2 separate regions of the Homo sapiens genome follow, and region 1 is linked to region 2. Evidence: read pairs that join two places in POLR2A ChIA-PET (ENCODE). Cell type or tissue: B cell. All regions are shown on one strand. Links, peaks and the distances in the headings refer to the core of each region. The heading gives the core; the rest is flanking DNA.

The links. ChIA-PET counts read pairs that join two places held together with the same protein. Peaks named below come from ENCODE experiments on the same cell type or tissue, not always from the same donor. Only the 100,000 strongest peaks of a DNase experiment are listed, where the experiment ranks them.
Region 1: POLR2A ChIA-PET joins it to region 2 with 6 read pairs; 5 of 35 experiments call an interaction of 5 or more read pairs at or near these places.

What each region holds. Positions count from the first base shown.
Region 1 is chr11:64,972,678-64,977,060 of GRCh38, reverse strand. No RefSeq gene overlaps it. Among named protein-coding and RNA genes, the nearest start is that of MAJIN, 2.8 kb to the right of the region's middle. In B cell, for the core only: no CTCF peak of the experiment used is centred there; DNase peaks (open chromatin) are centred at 2,410 and 2,530; H3K27ac peaks cover 711 bases.
Region 2 is chr11:65,030,557-65,034,939 of GRCh38, reverse strand. It overlaps SNX15 (sorting nexin 15), which reads right to left. Exons shown (of 8, transcript NM_013306.5): 2 at 2,737-2,772; 3 at 2,389-2,509; 4 at 1-93. ARL2-SNX15 (ARL2-SNX15 readthrough (NMD candidate)) reads right to left here. Exons shown (of 11, transcript NR_037650.2): 5 at 2,737-2,772; 6 at 2,389-2,509; 7 at 1-93. Among named protein-coding and RNA genes, the nearest start is that of SNX15, 5.3 kb to the right of the region's middle. In B cell, for the core only: no CTCF peak of the experiment used is centred there; no DNase peak of the experiment used is centred there.

The DNA.
Region 1 (4,383 bases), core at 214-4,213, 58 kb after region 2:
TACCTGGATGGTCAATGGGTTTCACAGCCTTACTGTGAGTCAGACACCCAACACACAGAGAGGGAGTGGTAAACTGAAGACTGAATTACACTACCCTAAGGGTGGGGGCAGATCCCCCTGTCCCTACCCCCAGGGTTGCCTCTCTGAGTCAAGTCATTTCAATTCCCCATGGCCCCGTCAGACCAGTCTCTGGCTGGTCAGATTTTCTGAGCTGAGGCCCGTTGCCTGGCAGGTAATTGACCTGGGAAGCCCAAAGGGAGGTGGTAGGGGTTGGGGAGCCCCAGGTGCTGCAGGAAATGGAGCTGTTGATTAAGTGGCTCCTTCCCTCAGCCTTGGAGGCTGGGAAGCTGCACAGGCCCAAGAAGCAGCAGCAGCTCTCTAAGGAACAAGACCTGGTTCTGACCCTCTTGGGGAGATCATGGGTCTGCAGAGCATTTCCCTAAGAGCTTCAGGGGCTGGCTGTTAATGGGGGCCCTATTCCCAGCACTCAATTCTTCCTCAGTAGGTGCTAGGCTTCTTCCTAGGACAGGATTTGTTTTGTTCTCTGGGGCTCTCAGACTGAACTGCTTAGGGGGAGGAAAGCCAGTTACAGAATGTGACAATGTGACCAGGGCCCCTCTGAGAAGCCTTTCTGGGAGTCCCTGGGAGAAAGGGACCAGGAGAGGGCCGGGCATGGTAGCTCACACCTGTAATCCCAGCACTTTGGGAGGCCGAGGCAGGCGGATCACCTGAGATCAGGAGTTCCAGACCAGCCTGGCCAACATGGTGAACACCCGTCTCTACTAAAAATACAAAAATTAGCCGGGTGTGGTGGTGCACACTTGTAATCCCAGCTACTTGGGAGGCTGAGGCAGGAGAACTGCTTGAACCCAGGAGGCAGAGGTTGCAGTGAGTCGAGATTGTACCACTGCTCTCCAGCCTGGGCAACAGCGAGACTCCATCTCAAATAAATAAATAAATAGCCCAGGCACAGTGGCTCACGCTTGTAATCCCAGCACTTTGGGAGGCCGAGGTGGGTGGATCACCAAAGGTCAGGAGTTAAAGACCAGCCTGGCCAACACGGCAAAACCCCATCTCTACTAAAAATACAAAAAAAATTAGATAGGCCTGGTGGTGGGTACCTGTAATCTCAGCTACTTGGGAGGCTGAGGCAGGAGAGTTGCTTGAACCCAGGAGGCAGAGGGTGCAGTGAGCCGAGATCGTGCCATTGCACTCCAGCCTGGGCGACACTGGAACGACACTCTGTCTCAAAAATAAATAAATTAATTAAAATAAATAAAGGGACCAGGAGAGGGTAAAGTAATCCTGCCTCCAAGTCAAAGGAGTGGGACAGTAGTCAAGACCAAGGACATCCCTTGAAGGGTCAGGTGGTCAGATGGTTGTGATAAAGCACAGGATTCATGGTCCCTTGAGAGTGTCCCCGCCAGAGCTTGATTCTCAGAAGCACTTGAACTATACCCACAGCCACATGTAAAGAATGTTTCATCCAAAGTTTATCTGAGTATGGTCCCTTCTACCAGCAGCAGCAGCACCTGGGAACTTACTTGTTCAAAAGGCAAATTCTCAGACCCCCAGATCTACTAAATCAGAAACTTGGGGGCTCGGTCCAGCAATCTACAAGCCCTCTAGGTAGTTCTGATGCATGCCCACGTTTGAGAACTAATACTGGTGTAATCTGACAGGACTCCAGAGCTGGATTGCCCAGTAAACTTCCTTCATTTGAAAATTCATCAACATTCATCAAACATGGGTTAGCACCTTCTATGTGCTAGATCCCTTGTCAAGCCACATAAGAAGCCCAAAGTGGCCGGGTGCGGTGCCTCACACCTGTAATCCCACTACTTCAGGAGGCCAAGGCGGGCAGATCACGAGGTCAGGAGATCGAGACCATCCTGGCTAACACGGTGAAACCCCGTCTCTACTAAAAATACAAAAAATTAGCCAGGTGTCGTGGTGGATGCCTGTAGTCCCAGCTACTCAGGAGGCTGAGGCAGGAGAATGGCGTGAACCCGGGAGGCAGAGCTTGCAGTGAGCCGTGATCGCACCGCTGCACTCCAGCCTGGGCGACAGAGGGAGACTCCGTCTCAAAAAAAAAAAAAAAAAAAAAAAGCCCAAAGTGGTGTAAATTGCAGTTCCCACCCTCCAAGCAGACTGGCCAGTCAATACAAGGAAAGGCAAAAAAAAAAAAGGGACCTGATCTTCTGGCTAGGGGGATTACAGAGGGCTTCTCAGAGGAGGTGGCATTTGGGCTGGGCCTTGAAGGATAAGTAAGAATAAGCAGGCAGAAAATGAAAATGAAAATGAAAATGAAGAAGCCAGGTTCCAGGAACTTTTTTTTTGCGGGGGGACTCGATGTGTCCCCCAGGCCAGACTGCAGTGGCATGATCACAGCTCACTGCAGCCTTGGACCCCTGGGCTCAAGCAATCCTCCCCCTCAGCCTCCTGAGTAACTGGGAATACAGGCATGCACTTCTATGTCTGGCTATTTTTTTTATTTTTTTGTGGAGATGGAGTCTTACTATGTTGCCCAGGCGAGTCTTGAACTCCTGGCCTCAAGAGATCCTCCTGTCTCCCAACGTGTTGGGATTACAGGTGTGAACCATCACGCCTGGCCTCAGGAACATATTTCTGAGACCAAAATCCAACTTTTAAGAGCATCTTATTGCTGTAGGGATAAATTCAAGTACCTCAAGTACCTCAGCACAAGCTTCTTCGTAGTCTAGCCCCTGTGTCTCCCCTCAACCATATCTCCTGCCACTCCACACCTGTTTCTTTCTTTTTCTTTTCTTTCTTTCTTTCTTTTTTTTTTTTTTTTTTTGAGATGAAGTTTCACATTTTTTGCCCGGGCTGGAGTGCAATGGTGCAGTCTCAGCTCACTGCAACCTCCACCCCCCGATTTCAAGTGATTCTCCTGCCTCAGCCTCCAAGTAGCTGGGATTAAGGTGCATGCCACCTTGCCTGGCTGATTTTGTGGTGTGTTTTTTGTTTGTTTTAGTAGAGACAGGGTCTCACCATGTTGGCCAGGCTGGTCTCAAACTCCTGACCTCAGGTGATCTGCCCGCCTCCGCCTCCCAAAGTGCTGGGATTACAGGTGTGAGCCACTGCACACGGCCACCTGTTTCTTATAGTTAAGTAACACTGAACTTCTTGGAGACAGACACACACACAGCATGCTATTTTTTGTTGCCAGGCTTTTGCCATGTGCTGGCTGGCTTGACAGATCTGGTATATGTGCTTTGAATTCTGTTGTCATCTGCGAGCGTTGCTGTTGAAATGTTCCAGTATGGCAGGCTAAGTCTGAATCCATACGAGTCTCTTTAGCACTGTAAATTGTTTCTGAGTTAGGGTATAGGTTTATTAATTCTCAAGAATCCCAAGGGCCCATAAAAAGGTGCTCAACGTTATTAGTCGTTAGGGAAATGCAAATTAAATCTATAACTAGATACCACTACACATCTATTAGGATGGCAAAAAATTTTTAACTGAAAATATCAAGTGCTGGCAAGGATGCAGAGCAATTCTCACACTCTGCTGACGGGAGTGCAGAATGGTACAGCCACTCTGGAAAACTGCTTCGCAGTTTCTTTCTTTCTTTTTTTTTTTTTGAGATGGAGCCTCACTCTGTAGCCCAGGCTGGAGTGCACTGGAGTGATCTCAGCTCACTGCAACCTCTGCCTCCCAGGTTCAAGCAATTCTCCTGCCTCAGCCTCCAGAGTAGCTGGGATTACAGGCACGTGGCCACCATGCCCAACTCTAATTTTCGTATTTTTAGTAGAGACGTAGTTTCACCATGTTGCCCAGGCTGGTCTTGAACTCCTGACCTCGTGATTTGCCTGCCTTGGCCTCCCAAAGTGCTGGGATTACAGATGTGAGCCACCGCGCCCAGGCCCCCACTCCCCCCGATTTTTTTTTCTTTTTTGAGACGGAGTTTTGCTCTTGTTGCCCAGGCTGGAGTGCAATGGTGTGATCTCAGCTCACTGCAAGCTCTGCCTCCCGGGTTCAAGAGATTCTTGTGCTTCAGCCTCCCGAGTTGCAGGGATTACAGGTGTGCCCCACCGTGCCTGGCTAATCTTGTTTTTGCTTTGTTTTGTTTGAGACGGAGTCTTGCTCTGTCGCCCAGGCTAGAGTCCAGTGGCGCAATCTCGCAAACTCGGCTCACTGCAAGCTCCGCCTACCGAGTTCACGCCATTCTCCTGCCTCAGCCTCCTGAGTAGCTGGGACTACAGGCGCCCGCCACCACGGCTAGTTTTTTGTATTTTTTGTTATTTTTAGTAGAGACGGGGTTTCACCGTGTTAGCCAGGATGGTCTGGATCTCCTGACCTCGTGATCTGCCCTCCTCGGCCTCCCAAAGTGCTGGGATTACAGGAGTGAGCCACCGCGCC
Region 2 (4,383 bases), core at 160-4,159:
GGCTGTTGTTGAGCGCAGGTATGTGCACAGTGAAGCGAAGCAGGTCCTCTGCCCCCTTTCGCCGCTCCTCGATCACTGAGGCTTCAAACCGGCCTACGGCCCCCAGGACAAGGAACAGGGGAGAGTGGCGGTGACCCACAGGGGCTTCTGCCCCAAGGCCACTTTTCCTGGTCCTGCCTGAGATGCTCTGAGCAACTCACTGCCCTCCTACCCATTCTCCCAGCAATCTGCCCTGGTTCCTCCTGGGGTGAGGTAGGGGCTTCCAGGAGGGATCAATTTCCCTATTCATTCATTTGCCAGATGTTTACTGAGCACCTACTATATGCTAGACTCAGAAGGTGAACAGGGGAGGAACCAGTCTCTGCCCTTGTGAATATCATATCCTACCCAGGGGGAGCTAGGCAGTTAACAAGAAACAAAAGCATTTCTGATGGCTTTGATCTAATGAGAAAAGTAAGGCTCAGAGAGGGAAAGTGACTTGCCCAAGGTCACAAAGCAAGGAGCCCCCGTTTATTTTTTGAGAAAAGGACTGGCTGTGTTACCCAGGCTGGTGTGCAGTGGCACGATCTCAGCTCACTGCAACCTCTGCCTCCTGGGATCAAGCCGCCCTCCCGCCTCAGCCTCCCAAGTAGCTGGGACTATAGGTGCACACAATCATGCCTGGCTAATTTTTGTATTTTTTGTAGAGATGGGGTTTTACCATGTTGCCCAGGCTGGTCTTGAACTCCTGAGCTCAAGTGATTACCTTGCCTTGGCTTCCCAAAGCACTGAGATTACAGGTGCGAGCCACAGTTTCACTGCTCTGTCCTAGGTATTTTGCAGAGCAGGCTAACTCTGGTCCAGTTACTGTGCGGCCAGTCTGTGGTACTTCCCCACTGGCCTGGCATAACCTGACAGCAGCAATCCTTTACCTTGCTTCAAAAGAACATCTCGGCCAGGTGCGGTGGCTCACACCTATAATCCCAGCGTTTTAGGAGGCCGAGGCAGGTGGATCACTTGAGGTTAGGAGTTCGAGACCAGCCTGGCCAACATGGTGAAACCCTGTCTCTACTAAAAATAAAAAAAAATTAGGTGTGGTGGCGCACACTACTTGGGTGGCTACTTGGCTATTTGGGAGGCTGAGGCAGGAGAATCGCTCAAACCTGGGAGGCAGAGTTTGCAGTGAGCTGATATCATGCCACTGGACTCCAGCCTGGGTGACAGAGTGAGACTCTGTCTCAAAAAACAAAAACAAAAACCAATAACAAAAAAGAACATCTCACATGAGTATGCAGACCCAAGCAACTGGTCAGCACTGTCTAATACAGATATGAGCTACATATGCAATTTTAAATTTTCTAGCAGCTAGATTAAATAATAGGAAAAAAGAAACAATTTTTTTTTTTTTTTTTTTTTTGAGACGGAGTCTCACTCTGTCGCCTGGGCTGGAGTGCAATGGCACACTCTTGGCTCACTGCAACCTCTGCCTCCCAGGTTCAAGCGATTCTCCTTCCTCAGCTTCCTGAGTAGCTGAGATTACAAGCACTTGCCACTACACTCAGCTAATTATTTGTATTTTTAGTAGGGACGGGGTTTCACCACGTTGGCCAGGCTGGTCTCAAACTCCTGATCTCGTGATTCGCTTGCCTCGGCCTCCCAAAGTGCTGGGATTACAGGTGTGAGCCATCACACCTAGCCACAAGTTAATTTTAATATTTTATTTAACCCAATATATCCCAAATATTCTCATTGCAACATGTAATCAATATACTAAGTATTGAGATGGGCCGGGTGCAGTGTCTCACGCCTGTAATCCCAGCACTTTGGGAAGCCAAGGCGGGCAGGTCAGCTGAGGTCAGGAGTTCAAGACCAGCCTGGCCAATATGATGAAACTCTGTCTCTACTAAAAATACAAAAATTAGCCAGGCGTGGTGGTGCACACCTGTTATCCCAGCTACTGGGGAGACTGATGCAAGAGAATCCCTTGAACCTGGAAGGTGGAGGTTGCAGTGAGCCAAGACAGCGCCACTGTACTCCAGCCTGGGTGACAAAGTGAGGCTGTCAACAACAACAAAAAAGAAAAAGGAAAATAAAATGGAGCTGATAAAGACAGGATTTTTTTTCCTTTGAGATGGAGTTTTGCCTTGGCCTCCCAAAGTGCTAGGATTACAGGCGTGAGCCACACGCCTGGCCCAACAGGAATGTTAAAAGGTGAAATACACAGTAAGGGTTAGGCTACTCTGAGCCTCAGTTTCCCCATCTGTCAAATGAGGTCATCTCTAAGGGCCCTTCCAAACATGACTCTGCCCAGGGTTTCAGGCCCTCTCTATCCAGCCCCCACTGGCGGAGGTCCCCTTTTGCCCAATGCTCCCTCCATCTTTGGCCCGAGTGCCCCAATCTAACACTCACCAAACACCTGGGCCCGGGGGAAAGCAGGGAACTCCTCGAGGCGGCGGAAGAGGTTGCGGTGGGTGTAGGCCAGGTCTCCATGCAGCTTGCGGAAGTCGCTGTACCGCTTCCAGACCACCACCTATGAGGTACATGAGACTTGCCCAGAACCAGCAATGGTGGGAGGCAGCCGCCCCCATGCCTAGCCTGCCCCCAGGGGGCGTGAGGATCAGGAAGCAGCTGCAGCAGCCCCTCGCCCAGGGACAGGGAGGAAGGAGGGCCGATGTCCAAGCAGAGTTACCAGCTGCCCCTTGACAGTTTCCAGATCTGGAACTGCAGAACAGTCCCTCTTCCTCCCAGGAGCCTCACCTCTTTGACATCCTCTGGGTCCTTCTTTGAGATGAACTGAGAAAGAAAGGCAAGAGCTGGTTGAGACCAGAGACTGCCATCTGACACCCTCTCACCCTGTAATGCCCCAGGTGCCTCCTAGTCCCCCTCACGGGGCAGTAGCCTTTGGCCATTGGCCTCTGGCATCAAGGCACCCTGGCTTTAAGCCTTCGCGTGTAATTTTAGCAACTTTTCCTACTATGTACCTCAGTTTCTCCATCTATCAAATAGGAGGACCCCTAAAGGCCCATTTGGACTGCTCCAACCTCAGCCCAACTTTTTTTTTTTTGAGATGGAGTCTCGCTCTGTCGCCCAGGCTGGAGTGCAGTGGTACACTCTCGGCTCACTGCCACCTCTGCCTTCAGGGTTCAAGCGATTTTCCTACCTCAGCCTCCCAAGAAGCTACAGACATGCACCACCACGCTTGCTAATGTTTGTATTTTTAGTAGAGATGGGGTTTCCCCATGTTGGCCAAGCTGGTCTGGAACTCATGACCTCAAGTGATCCGCCCGCCTCAGCCTCCCAAAGTGCTGGGATTACAGGCGTGAGCACCCGGCCATCAGCCCAATTTTTATCCCAGTTCCTTGAACAGACCAAGTCCCTCCATCTACTTCTGAAACCAAAGAACCCCAAGCCTCCAAAGAAGGGAGGTTCTGCCTCAGGAACCTCCTTCCCTGCGGGAGAAGATCCTGCGCTTCAGCGCCCTGGACACAGAAGAAACCATCACTGGAGTTGAAGTCCCTGGAAGGGCAGACTTGGGTCTGAGGTGAAAACAAGATTCAGTTTTCATCGTTATGTTCATAATAATTTTAAAATAATGTCCTATGGTTTGGGGTACTTGACAGTTTAATAACATCTCCTATGCCAGGCACGGTGGCTCACACCTGTAATGCCAGCACTTTAGGGGGCCCAGGTGGGCAGAGCACTTAAGTCCAGGAGTTTGAGGCCAGCCTGGGCAACATAGTGACACCCAGTATCTGCAAAAAATACAAAAAATTAGCTGGGTGTGGTGGCGTGACACACCTGTAGTCCCAGCTACTTAGAAGGCTGAGGTGGGAGGATCACTTGAGCATGTTAAGCAGAGGTTGCAGTGAGCTGAGATTGCACCACTGCACTCCAGCCTGGAGAGAGTGAGACCCTGTCTCTCACACACTAAATAAATAAATAAAAACATCTATTTCTTATCCTAGATCCCACTGAGGCAGACATAATTGACATGCCCACTTAAGAGATGAGGAAATGGAGGCTCTGAGAGGTGTGGCCATAGTAGACCACACACTAAGTAAGAAAGATGGCTGGGACTAAAACCCTGGACTTTGCTTTTGACAACAGAGACTTGCCTAAAATATTCTGGTAAAAGAAACTATTTAAAAGCCATTGAGTGGCCAGGTGTGGTGTCTCATGCCTGTAATCCCAGCACTTTGGGAGGCCGAGGTGGGAGAATCACTTGAGGTCAGGAGTTCGAGACCAGCCTGGCCAACCAACATGGTGAAATCCTGTCTCTACTAAAAATACAAAAATTAGCCAGGCGTGGTGGCAAGTGCCTGTAGTCCCAGCTACTCAGGAGGCTGAGGCAGGAGAATCACTTGAACCCAGGAGGCAGAGGTTGCAGTGAGCTGAGATCATGCC